Regions from separate parts of the Mus musculus genome. Here region 1 is linked to region 2. A link is a loop called in an ENCODE intact Hi-C map of the cell type or tissue named here. Cell type or tissue: heart. All regions are shown on one strand. Each heading gives the region's core, and the rest is flanking DNA. Links, peaks and the distances in the headings are about the cores only.

Region 1 (8,068 bases), core at 2,617-5,116, 250 kb before region 2:
GAGAAATCTTGGGGCTATATGTTGTGGGAGGGGCAAGGAGACTGCCCACCTGGATTGAGAGTGGCTCAAATAAGAGGAAGTTATCTAGTAGCCTGGAGAGAGGAAGTCAAAGAGCCAAGGACCAGCCTGTGTAGGGCTCACTCCTGGCTCTCAGGTAGCTTTCTTCTTGCTGTCTTCTTTCATGGCGGGTAGGAAGAGGTCAGGGTCTCTGCTGTCTCTATCAAGGTATGGATGTTCTTCTTAAACCTTCGATGTTATATTTTAAACCCATTTAGCTAGCCCAAAGCCCCATGTCCAAAGCCTGTCATGACGCTGAGGGGTAAAGCTGATATATGAGTCTTAGGGAAGGGTTACAGCCACAGCACATGAACTATTTCATGTAACCCCTCATAACTCCATGGCAAAGGCTCCAGTGAGGGTGAAGAAGCTTAGAAAGATAGATGTGAGGGCTGGAGAGTCAGCAATTAAAAGTACTACCTGTTCTTCCAGAGGAACTGGGTTCAATCCCCAACACCCACACGACAACTCACAGCTGTCTATAACTCCAGTTCCAGGGGATCCAGCACCCTCACACAAACATATCAAACATATATACAGGCAAAACACCAATGCCTAAATAAATAAATAAATAAATAACATGTATGGGGGTTGAGACAGGGTTACTTTTTCTACCCTTGGCTGCCCTGGAATTGTAGATCAACCTGGCCTTGAACGCACAGAGATCTGACTGCCTCTGCCTCATGAGTGCTGGGACTAAAGGCATGTGCCACCATTGCTTGACTCGTTGGAGGTCTTAAATCTATGAATGACAGGCTCCTCGCCACCCAGAAGGATGAGACAAGAGTATTGCCACACATCTGAAGCCAACCTGGGCTACATGACAGGTTCTAGGCCAGCCTGGGCTATGAAGTGAGTTGCCATCTCACCCCCATCCCACCCCCACTCCCCGCCTCAAATAGCAACTAAAGTCTTGGCTCCTGGGGTTACTGAGCTGTCCTGTTTGTTTTAAGCCAGTTGATCTGAAGGAACATGTGAACGTGAGGAGCATGAAGAGGTATACAAAAGAAGAGACATGTTTGCAGGGGTGTGTACTGTGGGCACAGGAGAGGGGGAACATTTTGACAAAGACTGGTTCATACTCAGGAAAGGCGGAGGGAGTCATTTGGCAGGAAGCAATCCTGGAGTGTTGGGGGTGGAGTTTGGAATTATGATGTCAACTATTATAGAGAAATGCTTGACTCATCCTTCCTCGCCCTCTTGGCCTTGCTCCCAGGTCTCGAGCCCCTTTACTGACACCAGCAGGTTCCCCCCCCGCCCCCCCAAACCGGAAGAAGAGTCAAAAAGAAAGAAAACAACTAAAAACAATGACTTCTCTTCACACCTCGGCAATGGGAGTCAGACCGATCTCTCTGTCGGAGTCCAGCCAGAGTGCTCCTCCCACGCAAAGTCAGTGCTGCGAGAGTGAGCTTCTTGCCAGTCCTCTGCCGCCTAATTAACTCCCAGTGTTCTGCCGGCAGTGCCAGCCATGATCCATCTCCATTCAGAAAACATTCTTGTAGGTTCTCCTCTGAAGACGGATCTGTGGAGGGTGCTGGAGAAAGAAGGGGCTCTTCCAGTTTCTTCTGTCCTTGGAAAGTTGTCAGCTGGGTGATGCTCAGCGGCTGTGTTGACTGAGAGGTGGATTCTGGGTTGTACACAGCATGCAGGGTGTGGCCCATGACCGAAACAGACCCATTTTCCTCCTCCTCCTCCCTCATCCTTTCTGCAGCCACTCTTTGAATGTGGCCACTGGGCTCTTGATTACTGTCAAGGAGGAGGCTCAGGAACTCTCTGCAGCCAATGTGTTGAAGTTGAAGTCCTGAATGAGAGTATTAAATACACACATACACACGGGATCAAGAGCAAGTTCACATAGGGTCTCTGAAACTAATAATACTTCACGGACACTGAAACATTACACAATGCCAAAGGAACGTGGTGATCTTCATGGCAGAGAAGCGGGGAAGAATCAAGAATGTTTCCTGTTGTGACTATATATCCCTCTTCTAAGCATTCCACGTACATCAAGAGACTCTGTCAAGTAGCCCAAGGGATAGGTACTATTATATCTATTTTATTTTAGAGACAAGGCTCTATTATAGCTCAAACTGGCTATATAGAGTGATGTTCAATGCCTAATTTTCCTGTCTCCATCTCCCACCTGCTAGGGTTTTATAGATGTGTGCTACCACGCCGCACTTTTGTCTTCCTGTGACAGGTCAAAGACCAAGAGGTTAAAGGACTTGGCCAGGGTCCCATAGGAAATGATAGAGGGCGATTCAAAGTCAGCCTTCAGAACTACCAAGTTAAGCTGCCTCCTGTGTGTATGCTCCATTGGAGCCTTTGACATACCCTCTGACTCCCACCCCCCTAGAGAATTATGGTTGCTTGCCTTAATGACAGAAAAGTTACTGCCAGAGACTGTAACATACATAGTCGCGCGTGCACGCGCACAGACACACACACACACACACACACACACACACACACACACACAGCTGACCACACAGTAGGTTCAGTGTTTATTGAATGAATAAATCTGGGAAAGCATAAGTCTGACGCATCGACTATTTTTCCCTGCCTAGCTCACTGCCCTTTTTTTTTTCCCCAGATCTTTCCAGGATTAAGTTGTCCAGCATTTTCCACTCTCATGTTAACCTTTGTACGTTTTCTGCTTGGACAAAGACCCGTAAACGAACTTGAAGGATGCGAACACTGCGTAGAGAACTGTTTGTGGACACTGGGTCCAGTACAACTCCTCTTTCCTTTCCAGACCAATGAGGAACTCTTGTTACCCCATGGTCCAGTTTGCCGTAGGAGTCCAGTTCTGTTCCTATGTTGTTTGGATGCTTGGCAGACTCTTGATTGTGAAACCAGGTCCAAGGTGATCCATGAGTCCACTGTTCCTCCCTTCCCCCATCCCCTCTTGTGGAGAAAACATTTTTCACTAGAGAGACGAAGCATACAACTGCAACTTCTTAATTGGAACACAGAGAACTTGTCAACTTTGTTAGGTAGTATTGATGGTGAGATTTCTTGTTAACAAACAAACAAACAAACAAACAACCTGGGCTAAAAGGACAGAATATTTGGCTTTGGAGATATTTTGGAAAATCAGGTAGGACAGTAGACAGGAAAGCACTGTTTGCCGGGCAGTGGTGGTGCACGCCTTTAATCCCAACACTTGGGAGGCAGAGGCAGGGGGATTTCTGAATTCGAGGCCAGCCTGGTCTACAGAATGAGTTCCAGGACAGCCAGGGCTACACAGAGAAACCCTGTCTCGAAAAACCAAACCAAACCAAACCAAACCAAACCAAACCAAACCAAACCAAACCAAACCAAACCAAACCAAACCAAACCAAACCAAACCAAACCAAACAACAACAACAAAAAAAAAGAGAATGCACTGCTTTGTTAATCTCAAGTTGGCAAAGTCAACCAACTCTGCTTCGCATCGTGGACTAAAAACGTTTTATTAAACCGGCAGTCAGATTCTCTGGTCCGGCCAGGGGCTTCGCCCGCTGTCGTTGTTTGGGCTACAGATTACTCCAGCCTGGCTCTAGGAGTCGAGTCGGGGTCAGCGCCCCCGATCCTCACAGACGCCGCCTTCCGGGTCGCTGACCCTGGAGCCGGAGGGCGGGGCCGCGCCGGGTGGAAGCGGAGGAAGAGGCCGGCGTCCCGGGAGCGCGCGAGACCGTCCGCGTGAACGCGCCCGCCCGCCCACCCGCGCGCCCGCGCCCACGCCCGCGCCCGCCCGCGCTCCCGGGAAGTCTCGCGATGCGGTAGCCGGCTGCTCCTGCTGCGGGTGGCTCGGGCTGTTGCTGTGGTTGCCGGAGTTGCGGCGGCGACGGCGGCGGCGCTGGCGCGGGCGGCGGCGCTGGCGGGGGTGGCGGCCCCGGCGGATGTTGACATTGTGTTGTTGTTCCTGCCCACGGTAATGGCGGCGGTGGCGGCGGCAACGGCGGCGGCCGGGACCAGGTCTCCTCAGTAGCCGGAGCCCACACTGCCGAGCGCCAGCTCCGCGGCCTCCGCGCCCGCCGCCTCACCAGCCGTTCCCCGCGGCCGCCCCAGAGCCAGGGCCCCGGGCGGGGGGCTCGCCGGCTCGGGATGGCGGATTTCGATGAAATCTACGAGGAGGAGGAGGACGAGGAGCGGGCCCTGGAGGAGCAGCTGCTCAAGTACTCGCCCGACCCGGTGGTGGTCCGCGGCTCCGGTCACGTCACCGTGTAAGGCCCTGCGAGGGCTAGGACGAGGACGGGTGGCGAGGCGCGGGCGGGGTGGGCCCTGGGACCCCTGGGGGTCCTCCTTTTCTTAAACCCCCGTCCCCGGTGACTGGCGCGGGACGGGGGCCTTGGGGGAAGCTCCGGCGATCAGGAAGTGAGAACTTGCTCTGCTTCCATTTGTTTAGGACTCCCAAGTGGGGACAGACACTGCCTCCCCTCCCTCCCACAGCCCCGGAGCAGGCCCCGTGGCCCGCGGGGATGTGTGGGGTCCCAGCCGGGAAGATGGCTCTTTAGGGTCTGCCTGATGGGCCATCGGTACAGGCTAGAGGTGCACACACTCACACACACACACACACACACACACACACATCTTGTGGGATCCATCTTTGTAACACCCCCCACACCCCCGTTATTCTTTGGGACTCTGCCTGACTTACAGCCTATTGACATATGGCTCAGAGGTCAGATCTGAGGTGTTAAGATCCCAGTGGCAGTTGGTAAATGAGATTCACTGTCGTGTGTCTATCACACATAACACGTAGGGGCTTCCCAGTTCCTCAAGAGTAAATTTCTGCAAAACTGATTCGAGTTGCTGTCAATTATGTATGATAGAAGTATACAGGTGGACGGAAAAAAAGAGGAGGATACATCTGTTTACAAGGAATTACAAGTACCGAGTTTCCTGTAATCCGGTCTGTTTTGGGACACGGACCTAGGTTGGCTTCTTTGATAAGGGCCCCTGTAAGGTTTATTAGCAACATCAAAAGTCCCAATATTATTCAAACAATAAGGGATGAAAGCATTCTGAAAGGTCGTGACTAATAAAGGAATGTAGACTTGGGGCAAATAATGAGTTGTCCGGAAGAAGGAAGTTTTGTAACATTTCCCTGATAAAATCCGGAGTTTGTACAACTTAGGGTATTGATACTCCTTTGCAGCTGCTATCTCCAGTTGAAAAGTCATCGCTCAAACTTCCTGTACTTGCATATCACTTTATCACTGATAGAAAAAGGCAGCGAGCCTGAAGCTGTCTGGAGCGCTTGTCATTGTTTTTTGGTGTAGGGTGAGTGGGGCGTGCTGTGGGCAAGGCGGTCAAACAGTGAGGCTCCTCAGAAGATCGGCCCTTGTGTAGTCATCCTGACTAGCCTTGTTGTTGTTGTTGGGGTGTGCTTATGTAACACCTTGGTGTCTTCGCACCTGTTAACGTGTGCATTTAGGTGATTTAACAGGGTAAAAACACTGCATAAGCATTGTTTCAGTACCTGGATAAGGAGATGGGACTTCGCACCATAATAACTGCTCTGTTTTAACTGTCAACACAAACTTAATTAAGGAATATAGCTAATTATGAATAATACAGTTTAAATGTATATCATAATGCTTTTAGTGTTATAACCTGCTATTTAATTTTTAGTTTAACTCTTAGGACTTTTTTCTTTTTCTTTTGAACTTAAGGACTATGGGTGCTTTTAAAAGCAATTACAAACAAACAAAAAACCGACACAGTGATAGTCCCAGTACTCAGGAGGCAGAGGCAGGTGGATCTGTGAGTTGCAGACTCCCCTGGTCTTCAGGGCTACATAAAGGATTTCTGAACTTTTTCATGTTGTCTGTGGTCATCCTTAAACTCCTCCTGTCAAATCAAAGCTGGCAGAAATTTATTTGCAGAGGTTCAGCTAGGGCTGGAGATGTAGCTCAGTGTTAGAGTGCTTGTCCTGGGTTCAGAGTAACCAAATAAGGTTCAAGTGCAGTTGTCATGTCTCTTCTGTTCAAGAAGAAGAAAAGCTAAACATGTTGTTGGGAAATAGAATAGTCAAAGTGCTCAGATAGAAAGTTGGATTGTAGTTGACTATTTGGAGTGGTTAACAAGTGTGTGAAGTAATTATTAGTGGTCTTTTCATCTTGTCTTTCAGAATCACCTGGCTTGTGCTCAGGAACTACTAGCCTTTATTATTATAAGCATTAGAAATAAAGTACTTCCATTTGCAGGACTAACAGTCATTTAGTCTAGTTTATCTGCCCATTAAGATCATGTGGGGAGCATCCGCTGGTGTTCCAGCCCTCTTTTTCCAGGCCAGTGGCCACATATGAGTGGAGCTCTTGTTCATGAATAGGCTTGGATGGGGTTGGAGGAAGGTCTTGGAGGTGGTTTTGATTGTACCTCGGAATCTGCTGCAGACACTAGTGATGGTGGTGTTTGCCACCTTTGCAGGAAGCCTTAGTATGTTTGTGACCTCCCTTAGACACTTCTGATAGGTAGTAACCTTCCTCTGCCACTTTTATATAAATCAATCACTTGTGTCTCCTCAGTTCACAGGATGACAGCTTTAGTTCATACCTTTCCAGATTAAGGGGTGAGATAATGTATACAGAGAATACGTGAGTGTGTGTCTTGTGCTCAGGAAACACTAGCCTTTGTTAGTTATTACCCTCCTCAGGTGGCGCTCTGCTTTGAGAAACATTTGTGTAAAATATAGATTAAGAATTCAACATTGCCATTTTCAAACCAAACCGTGGTTCATTTAGCTAATTCTCTTTTTACTTTGAACCAACTTTTGGTCAGCAAAAGCCAAACCCTGTTTTGTGGTGATACAGAATTCTATAATAATGTAAAGCTTATGTATGACCATCATGCATAATGTTAGGCATACTAGACTATGTAGCCAAGTTTGCACCTACAAGAGGCTTTGAAATTTGTGCTTATATGTTATAACGGTTTCACTTTCCTTTTCAAGTATAATCGGAAAAGTGATTAATAATTACAGTGAACCATGGGCTGGAAAGATGGCTCAGCAGTTAAGAGCATTTGCTGCTCCTACAGAGGACCAGGTTCGGTTCCCAGCACCCACATGGTAGCTTACAACCATCCATAACTCCAATTACAGCAGGCTCAACAAAACACTCATACACAAAGATAAAATAAACAAATCTTTAAAAATTAAAATTATAGTAAACCACATAAGCTTACTTCTCTTTTTGCTAAGGAGTTGGTTAAAGCATTTCTCCCTTTTACTTTTAAAGAAACAATATTATAAATGGTTACAGTATTGTCTGTCTGTAATCCAGGTCAGACTGAAAAGATTCAGGTCTGCCTGTGTGCTTGCTTTTGCAGTTGAGCCTGTCTTGTCTTGTCTTGTCCTTTCTTTTCTTTTCTTTTCCTTTCCTTTCCCTTCTCTTCTCTTCTCTTCTCTTCTCTTCTCTTCTTTCTTTCTTTCTTTCTTTCTTTTTTTTTTTTTTTTTGGTTTTTCGTCTAATTTTTCTTAATAAGCTCACTAGTACTCTAATTTGAGAAATCATTTTATTCTTTTGTGATACGTTCTTTCTAGATATTCTAGATGAGTAATGTTTTTTATTTTTGATTTGCATGTGCTAGGAGAAATCTTTTGAAGAAACATATTGAAGAAAAAACCATTTATGGGAAAAGAAAATTATAAATTCCCATGGTTTCATACTAAATACATACCTATAACTTGGAAGACTGGAAGAAGAAAGAAGTGGCAAACTTACTAGATACTGCTGGTCAAACTGATTGATACTCTTTATTGGAAGGGCATAAGCAATGTAAAACACACTGACGTAACTGATCCGTATTTATAGACAGTCACAGCTCAACATACTGCTGAGTCTAGAGGAACCAGTGTGATCATTACCAGACATATCACATAATATGTCAGTATTTACTAATTTTAGTCCAACCTATTTCTTTTATACTCTAAACTACCTTCATTATGTTGTTTGATGGGATAGAACCACAGCAAAGCCATGGTGCCCAAGATCAGCCAGCTTCTAGCCAGTTAGGTTTAGTA
Region 2 (8,068 bases), core at 2,419-4,918:
CTCTGCTTCTAGGTCATCCATCACTGAAGAAAAAGAAGCAGCAGCCCTGACCCAGGAGGTTCAGGATGATAGAGTTTCAGCATCTTCTAGGAACAAATACAACCCAAAATTCACCTCTATGGGAAGCTGACATGTGTGAGAGGGTAACGGTGTCTGAGGCAGGCCAGCCAGAACACATTTCCTAAGGAGCCTTCTGAATGGAAGGTGTCTTAGAAGAGAAGGAAGGCAGCTATCCTGAGAGTCTTCTCTAGAGATAAGGTGAGCTTCCAGGCTTGGACCAAAGAAAGCTGGTGACCATGTGGAACCAGTCCACACCTGAACAGAACCATTCAGACTCATTTCTTTCGTCCTGCATTCTCCTGTTGTGTTACTGCAGTGCTAGGGCAGAAGGGAGCTGCAGAGGTAGGGGAGGGGCAAGGCGACCCTACCGATCTCCAGGTCAGTCATTCAAGTCTTAGAGATGGGATGTACATTCCTGTCAGTCAGGCCAGAGTGGTGACCACATGCCCACCATTCACTTATGAACCATACTTAAGTGTCATCTGTGTTACAATTCAAAGGAGTCTGCTTACCTTCTTCCTTACCACAAGCATCAGGCAAAAGGAGACCAAAACAGGAAATACTAATGATGGCTAGGTTGTAGAATGTAGCCAAATGGGCTTAGTACAATCTCTCTCTCCCCCATCCTGAACTCACTCCCACAGCTACATGGTCAGCACCTTCTGGCAACAGCCATCTTCTAGAAACTACACTCAGGCTCAGAAGGGAGTGACCCACCCCAGAAAAGCAGCTGAGTCACCCTGTCCCAGTTTCCCCTTCTGAACTCCTCCTGACTCCCCAGTCAGATAAATCATGCCTGCTCTCTTGGGGAGACATGAGTAAAGGGCGGTGGGGGAGGCCAGGCATAGTATTCAGTACCGTAGCTCAAATCTTGGGCACCCGGGGTTTCCAGAGAAGAGAGAGCGTGGGGCAATCTCTCCTGGGAAACCACTGTGTATATATTCATGCCCCTTCCCTCAGCCACAACACAGATAAACCCCAGTGCTCAGCACCCAGACCAAAGCAGAGCTTCAGTTGTGTTTCCAAAACTCCTTGCTGCATCTGCCCCAGCCTTTGCAACAGCTGCTTTCTCTTCATCCCCTGCTCTAGATTTCCAGCTCTGGAAAGTCAGGGACCATAGCCACTATTTTAGAATTCGGCACATAGCAGATATCTCAGGACTGTTAGGGATGTTTGGATGAATAAGGAATAAAAGCTCCATACAGGTAGGATGCGAGAGTTTGAGCATGAAGTGTCGCCCCCCCCCCCCCAAAAGAGGTTCATGCACTGAAGGCTTAGACCCCAACTGGTAGTGCTATTCTGGTAGGTTCTAGAAGCCTTAGGAAGTAGAACCTATATGGAAGAAGTGGGTCAAAATGGGTATGCTCGTGAGAGCTATGACAAGTCCCCAGATCCCTTGTCACTTCTGCTTTCTGGTTAGACATACATGATGGTACCACCATGACCCACGTTTCTCCACAGAACCAAGTAACCATGGACTGAGCCCTTTGAAACCGTGAGCCAAAAGAATCCTCCCATTTAAATGTTTCCCTTAGGTATTCTGGTCCTGGCACCTAAAGTTCTAACATATAGGTCCACCCAGTCCCACCATATATATGCCATTTGATTCTGTCTAACGGTAAAGTTGCCTTAGTTCTAAGGGGAAGAGTGTACCATCCTAGAACAGAAATCCCTGAGGGTCCCAGACTCAAGAGACAATTGGGGTCAGAACTAAAATCTTCAGGAAGCTAAGAGTTCCCAAGTGACATGAGCCCTCCCTGCTCCCTGCAGCTGGCACTGGCCCTAGCCTGAGTACTGGCCTCTTATAGGCCTCTTCTTGTCTACATATGGTTTCAGCCTTCCTCTAGGGGGCTTAGAACTTAGGCTCGGGGCTAACAACTACATCTGGGAGGCTCTAACCCAGAGAAACACAAAGACCTCTTTCAAAGTACAAGTACTGAAAAAAAAAATATAATCTCAACACTTCCTCCGTATGCGTCATACCTTTTTTTTTTTTTTTTCCTGATGTCAATAGCATGTTGGCCGATTGGGTCTCAGAGACCATGTTAGGATGAACACTGGTTGCTGTGTTTAATTAGAAGGGCAAAAGATAGAGTAGCTTGGACTTTGAGCAGAAAGAAAACCAAGAGGAGGAGCTATGAGGCCTGGCAGATGTTCTCTGACACAGTCAGTCCCTGCCAGCTCTGGGCCCTGTCCCACCCCTGTAGAAATTCTGGCAAGTCCTATCGTTATTTTTTCTAACCTGTCATTATCTGTCTCCTGGAGGTAATAACTTCAAATTTCATAGGACTGTTCAGTGAAAATTAAACAAAAGGAAACACATCGGATACTTTCTATAGTACTAAACATATAGCAAGTATCTGGCACCAGTATTTTTGAATCATAGACATTGCTTTATTGTTTTTTGCTTTGCTTTAAGATTTGCTTGTAAGATTCTAGAGAGAGGCAAGCGGCCAAGGAGAAAAAGATGATTAACAGTTTCCAGGGACCCATGCTGAAGTAGTGGTAACGCTGGAGTGACCCCTTGCTGGGGCACAGATGTTCAAGCCTCCAGATGTTCACACTGGACTGGTTTTCTGTATGTAGCACAAAGGAGCTGAAACCCAAACAGGTCTGGGAAACTTGTACAAGCACAAAGTCAGTCGGGAGCACAGCGACAGTCTTAAATCAATTGCAAATAAAAGCCCCAAGAAGGAACTCTACTACCGCCTGCACCCGCGGTAACCTGGAAAGCTTGCTTCTGCTTCGGGTTTCTCCACATTATACAAAGGAGTAGGAGAGAGAGAAGTGGGGAAAGAGGAGGGGTGAAAGATGGGGAGGGGAAGGATGGAGAGGAGGAAGAGGAGAAGAGAGGGGGAAAAGGGAAGATGGAGGAGAAAGAAGAGGGGGAAGAAAGCGGTGGGGGGAGACTTTTTAAACATTCCTCCCCCAACTTCCTGCCTCCTGGAGAGAGGAGCCAGCAGCCACCAGAGATCTTAGAGGGACGCCTTGTGTCTGGGCCACCACGGGCAGTCAAGGAGCCTTGCTTTTGGTCCTAGGGGAAGCTGTCCCTTGAGGAGGCTGCAGTGTGTCCACCAACATGGTTCAATGAGGGCAGTAGTTTGCACACATGGGGAACCACTAGGAATGACAGAGTCTAGCCCCGGGGCTATTTTAGGCCAGACCCAGAATTGGAGTCAGTGGAGGTTTTGTTTATGTAACATCTGCTCAAGGCTCTTTGGAGCAAATAACCCAGGCTTCCAGGCCTGCGCTCGCTCAACGAGCAGGGGCGTGGCTTCGAGCTTCCTGTTGTTCTTGGCACTGCTTCCCTGCTGTTGTGGCTCCTCTCCCAAAGCTGTTTGCTGCCTCCTAGGCTCAGCGCAGTAGCTTTCTCCTTAGATCCCTTTCTAGGGTCAGGATAGCTTGTAAGTAGCCATGAAGCTAGAGGAGATGGTACCGCAGGGACTATGCTCCAGGGAGTTGCTTCCTGACCCCCGGGTGTCCTGGCCACTTGTCAGCCTCCCCCTGCTTCACAGTGCCCGCCCGATCTCTTACTTGAACAGCTTTCATGACAGGTCTGGCATGCTAGACAAAAGATTCTGTTCTGTATTCTGAGAGCACAGATCTGAATCACGACCTGCACCTGATCCTTGCGGTCTGGAATTGTCTTTACCTGAAAAGCATATAAACAGGACTGTTTCTTGGTGTCCTCCTGCGATTGGCTCCAGTACCCAGTGGATACTGAGATGCAAGGATGCTCGAGTACCTTCTGTGAGATGGATAGTGTTTGCATAAAACCCACGCAATCTCCTGATTACTTGTTTCACACAAATCAATGTAAGTGCTGTGAGTAGCTGCAGTTATTGCTTAGGGGAAAATGACCAGGAAAACAGGAGTGTACATGTTTAGGACAGATGCGGTTGTTTTTCATAAACATTGTTGTCTGTGTTTGATTGACCCCATGAAGGCAGAGCAGACACAGTGGGTTACCGTACATATTATAATATACACTAATTTTCTTTGTTTCAGGCCTTCTCAAGGGCATGAAGACTGTAGCTTTCTAAAAATCCAGATAATGTAGGTACTGTGTATTTTGTCATGAACTCTTTGTATGTCTGTGTGTGACAATTACGTATGTGTATGCATATCTATAGCTATCTATATTTATATCTATCTATATATAATGTATTTTGACTAAATTCACTCTCCCCCATTCTTTCTTGTCCCCTCTTGCTGAACTCCATATTCCTTCCACCCAGTCCCTCTCCTACTTTCCTGACATTTTTTCTGTTCTTCCTCCCCGTCCCCACTCACAACTTACTGATTTTAATCAGCATTGTTTACATGAGCTTGGATAGGAATACTATTTCCTAAAGTCTGGACGACCTACCTGTGGCCAGGAGGAAAATCCCCTCCCCTCCCCTCCCCTGATACCCTGTTAGCTGCCAAGAACTCCTCAAGGAAGGCTAGGCCTCATGAGGAGGCCTCCCTCCCTTACAAATGATGGACCACTGATGGGCCCTCAGTGGGCAGGTAACCATGGCTACAAGTTTATGAGTACAGTGGCCATGTCATCCTGAAGATTGGGCTTCGCAGCACTCTTCCTCATCTTCTGACTTACATTCTTTCTAGTCCCTGCTCCATGATCCTCTTTGTGCCTTGGAGGGGGAAATACAGATGTGTGGATACACACAGAGGATAGCACTGTCAGAACGCCCCACTGCCTCAGCCGGTGGCAGAGGCTACTGCCTCACTCTCAGCATCTCGGAACAGGAAGCAACTCAATGTCCCACCAAAGTGAAACAGATAAGTAAACTTAGCTACACTCACACAGCATCTCATATACTCATACAGAATACTCTGCCTCTGCAGAAAAGAATGTGTCACCCATGCCCTCAACTGTACCCATGTCTAGATCTGTACCCATGCCCACATCTGTACCCATGCCCACATCTGTACCCATGCCCACATCTGTACCCATGGCCGTATCTGTATCCACACCCACATCTGTACCCATGCCCACATCTGTACCCATGCCCACATCTGTACCCATGCCCACATCTGTACCCATGCCCACATCTGTACCCATGGCCGTATCTGTATCCACACCCACATCTGTACCCATGCCCATATCTGCGCCTGTACGAGCAGGATATGAATGAAGTCTCTGCCAATAGGAACAACTTTAGGAAAAACTTTAATTTTTTCCTCATGTTTGAAGGCAAATTTTCAAGTCTCTAAACCCTTGCCTAACTTCTGCTAATCTTCTCTGGCGTAGAGAAGGGCGCCAGCTTCCTAATAGCTCTGCTTCCCACAAGCCTGGGGAAGTGGAAGCACAGCTCTTGGTGGGGAAGAACTCAACTTTGATTGTAGATTTTCTTATTCTTACTAAAACCCAATAGACTAGCCAGTTGACCAAGGGAAAACAGTTGTTTCAAATTAGGTATAATTTTGAATTAAGCCAACATCGGCTTAATACATTTCAACTTAGATATTTTCCTATACACAAGATATTTCCCTAAGTCCTACAAAGATCGATATTTGGCCTCACGCTTTGTAAAACATCAAAGCAAGCTTGTTTCTGACAGTTGTACTGCCAATGCCCTGGATTCAGAGGAAAGGATTTTTATAAAAATCATTTCTGTCCGGGGACGGAGTCTTCATTCACTCAAGTAATAGATTTGGAAACAAAAGCAGTTAAGACATGTACGCTCCACTAACAAGCCAAAGTGCTTGCAGGTCTGTAAAACATGGCGCTACTCCAGGCAGTTCATCATCCCATCCATCTTCCCCTCGCAGATACTCCATCAGGTTTGTGAAAATCTCTGGCTTTTGTACTTGGGTCTCACTCACCTGATACTCCAGTTTTCAGTGAAAGAGTATTAAATGAATTAGAAACAAAGAAGCCAGAGACACTTGAAGGAGAGTCAGCCATCGGAGAAACTAGCTCTAGATCTTTCTGGCCTGGCCAAGGGACTGGAAGCAAGTTATCTCACCTACCTGAGCATCGCTGCCACCATTCATAAAATGGGTACAGTAATACTGACCTCCGAGTTTTTGATAAGAATCCAGAAACATACCAGTGGGGTGTTGGAATAAAATGCCCCTCCCCATTTAAGAAATATGGTAGTTGTGTTAGACGTTTTAGCAATGGAAATTAATACAGACAAATGGTCTTCTCCCTGCAGGAGCTCACGACTGATCAATAGTTACCACTCCACCGAGCGGCTAAAAAGATGTTTCACATAACTAACCGCCCCTCAGGGAAAGGTGATAAAAACCACAAAGGTATGTGATACTGCCTCACACAGGTTAGAAATGTCTACTGTAAAAAACACAAACAGACAAAAAACAAATCAGGAAATAAATGTTTTTTTTTTCCTTAGTGGCACAGAGAATTATAGTATGTCTTCCGTCATTGTCATTTAGAGATGACATCGTGATATTGTTTCTTAGCCACTTCCCCTCTCTAGAATGCCTCCTTTACAAGACAGAGAACTCTTGATTTTTCTCTGTTGCTACATTCCAACCATCTAGAATCACGCTGGCACATGGTAGCCTCTCAACAAGCATTGGCTGAATGGATGGATGGATGAAGTCCATGCCTATTGTCAATCAGCGGATGATGAAACAAATGCATGACTTGTTTCATCACATGGAAAAGGAACCTTTTCCTTACCTCTTCTTTCCCAGGATCCCTCCTAAAGGACAGCCTTGTTGGGGCCCCTCTACTCATCCTCCAGGGAAGGAAGGCTTCCAGGAGCCGGGAGGCTGGGATGGATCTCCCTATAGGACATGGAGTTAATGGGTTTGGTTCAGTCCTGGCACCGAGACAAAAACAAAACAAAATAAGCAAGAAATTAGAGCAACCAGGAAGAGACATCCATAGATGACAGGGACAATACTCATGGTTAGCTCAATTGCAGCAGTGTTGGTTCATAAAGCCTTTAACACTTAACCCACTCATTCATTCACTCATTCATTCAGCAAATGTTCCTGAGATGCTGAAGTTGAAGTTGCCCTGCCCTGTAGTAAAAGTGTCTGCCCTGGTTCCAAGGGGTTCAGCTCTGCCTCGGGTATGCCCTGAGGGTGCCCGTTTGCTACCTCCTGCTTTCGATTTGCTTTAGGGAAGCCAGGGGTGGAGGGGAGAGCAGGTGTTCTCCCTGACAGTCTTGGGGTCCAGTGTCAGGTGTCACAGGTGGTCTCTGTCCTGTTTCTCAGCACCAGGGCTCCCACCTTGCTGGCTTTGTCTACCTTAAGCTTCAAGAGTCAGTTACCAAATACCTCTCTCACTGTCTTTCTGGAAGGACCCGAGTCAGTGAAGAAAGGAATCCCATGAGAGGGAAAGGTAAAAACGTTCTGTATCACCGAGATCCACTTCTCAAATAGGTTCAAGTTGACAGTTCACACTCCATTTTTAGGCTTACCCATCATGCCCCAGGCTTAACCTATCTGGGCATGCCTGCCATACTTAGAAGTTAAAGGGGTGTTAACTCTTTAGAAAGCAGTAGGAAAAGAAGAAATATTTAGGTTCTCAAATGTCTTTATTTTGTCTTAATCTGAAAACAAATGTTTTAGTGTGTATAGAAATCTCTTAGATTTCCCCCAAGTCAATACTAAGTGTAATGTTGAAGTGATTAAAGTTTGCCAAAGGAATGTTGATGTTGACCTTTTATGGAGAGGATGGTCCACGAAACTCACATGATATTCCTGATGCTACCAGGTGAGAAGTGTGACTGTGTCATAGTAAGACACAGAGCATTACATGTGGGGAGCGGGTGTGGCGGCAGTCCCAAAGGCGCCAGGGACTGCAGCTAAGTCATATGACTTGCACCTGACTTCCTCATATAAGACACAAACATCTTGAGTGCTGCGCAGGTGTACCAGGATACAGGTGAATCCAATTTGGTGGAGATTTGCCCCTGCTGCCCTGATTAGCTGAAGCTGCGTGCCTGGTGAGGGGGCGTGGCCTGCGGTGCGTGGATGGGAACTGAGAGTATAAAAGAGTGAGAGGCCCAGGGTTCAGGGG

What was found. A loop is a pair of places that touch in the nucleus more often than their neighbours do. Peaks named below come from ENCODE experiments on the same cell type or tissue, not always from the same donor. Only the 100,000 strongest peaks of a DNase experiment are listed, where the experiment ranks them.
Region 1: a loop joins it to region 2, with 2.4 times the contacts of the local background. A loop is called at or near these places in 3 of 42 quality-filtered maps.

The regions. Positions count from the first base shown.
Region 1 is chr5:75,040,377-75,048,444 of GRCm38, reverse strand. It overlaps Chic2 (cysteine-rich hydrophobic domain 2), which reads left to right and starts at 3,804. Exons shown (of 6, transcript NM_028850.5): 1 at 3,804-4,265. The coding sequence starts at 4,147. In heart, for the core only: no CTCF peak of the experiment used is centred there; DNase peaks (open chromatin) are centred at 3,804 and 4,334; H3K4me3 peaks cover 1,723 bases; H3K27ac peaks cover 1,626 bases.
Region 2 is chr5:74,787,703-74,795,770 of GRCm38, reverse strand. No RefSeq gene overlaps it. Among named protein-coding and RNA genes, the nearest start is that of Lnx1, 89 kb to the right of the region's middle. In heart, for the core only: a CTCF peak has its summit at 3,392; a DNase peak (open chromatin) is centred at 3,270; H3K4me3 peaks cover 719 bases; H3K27ac peaks cover 1,389 bases; H3K27me3 peaks cover 449 bases.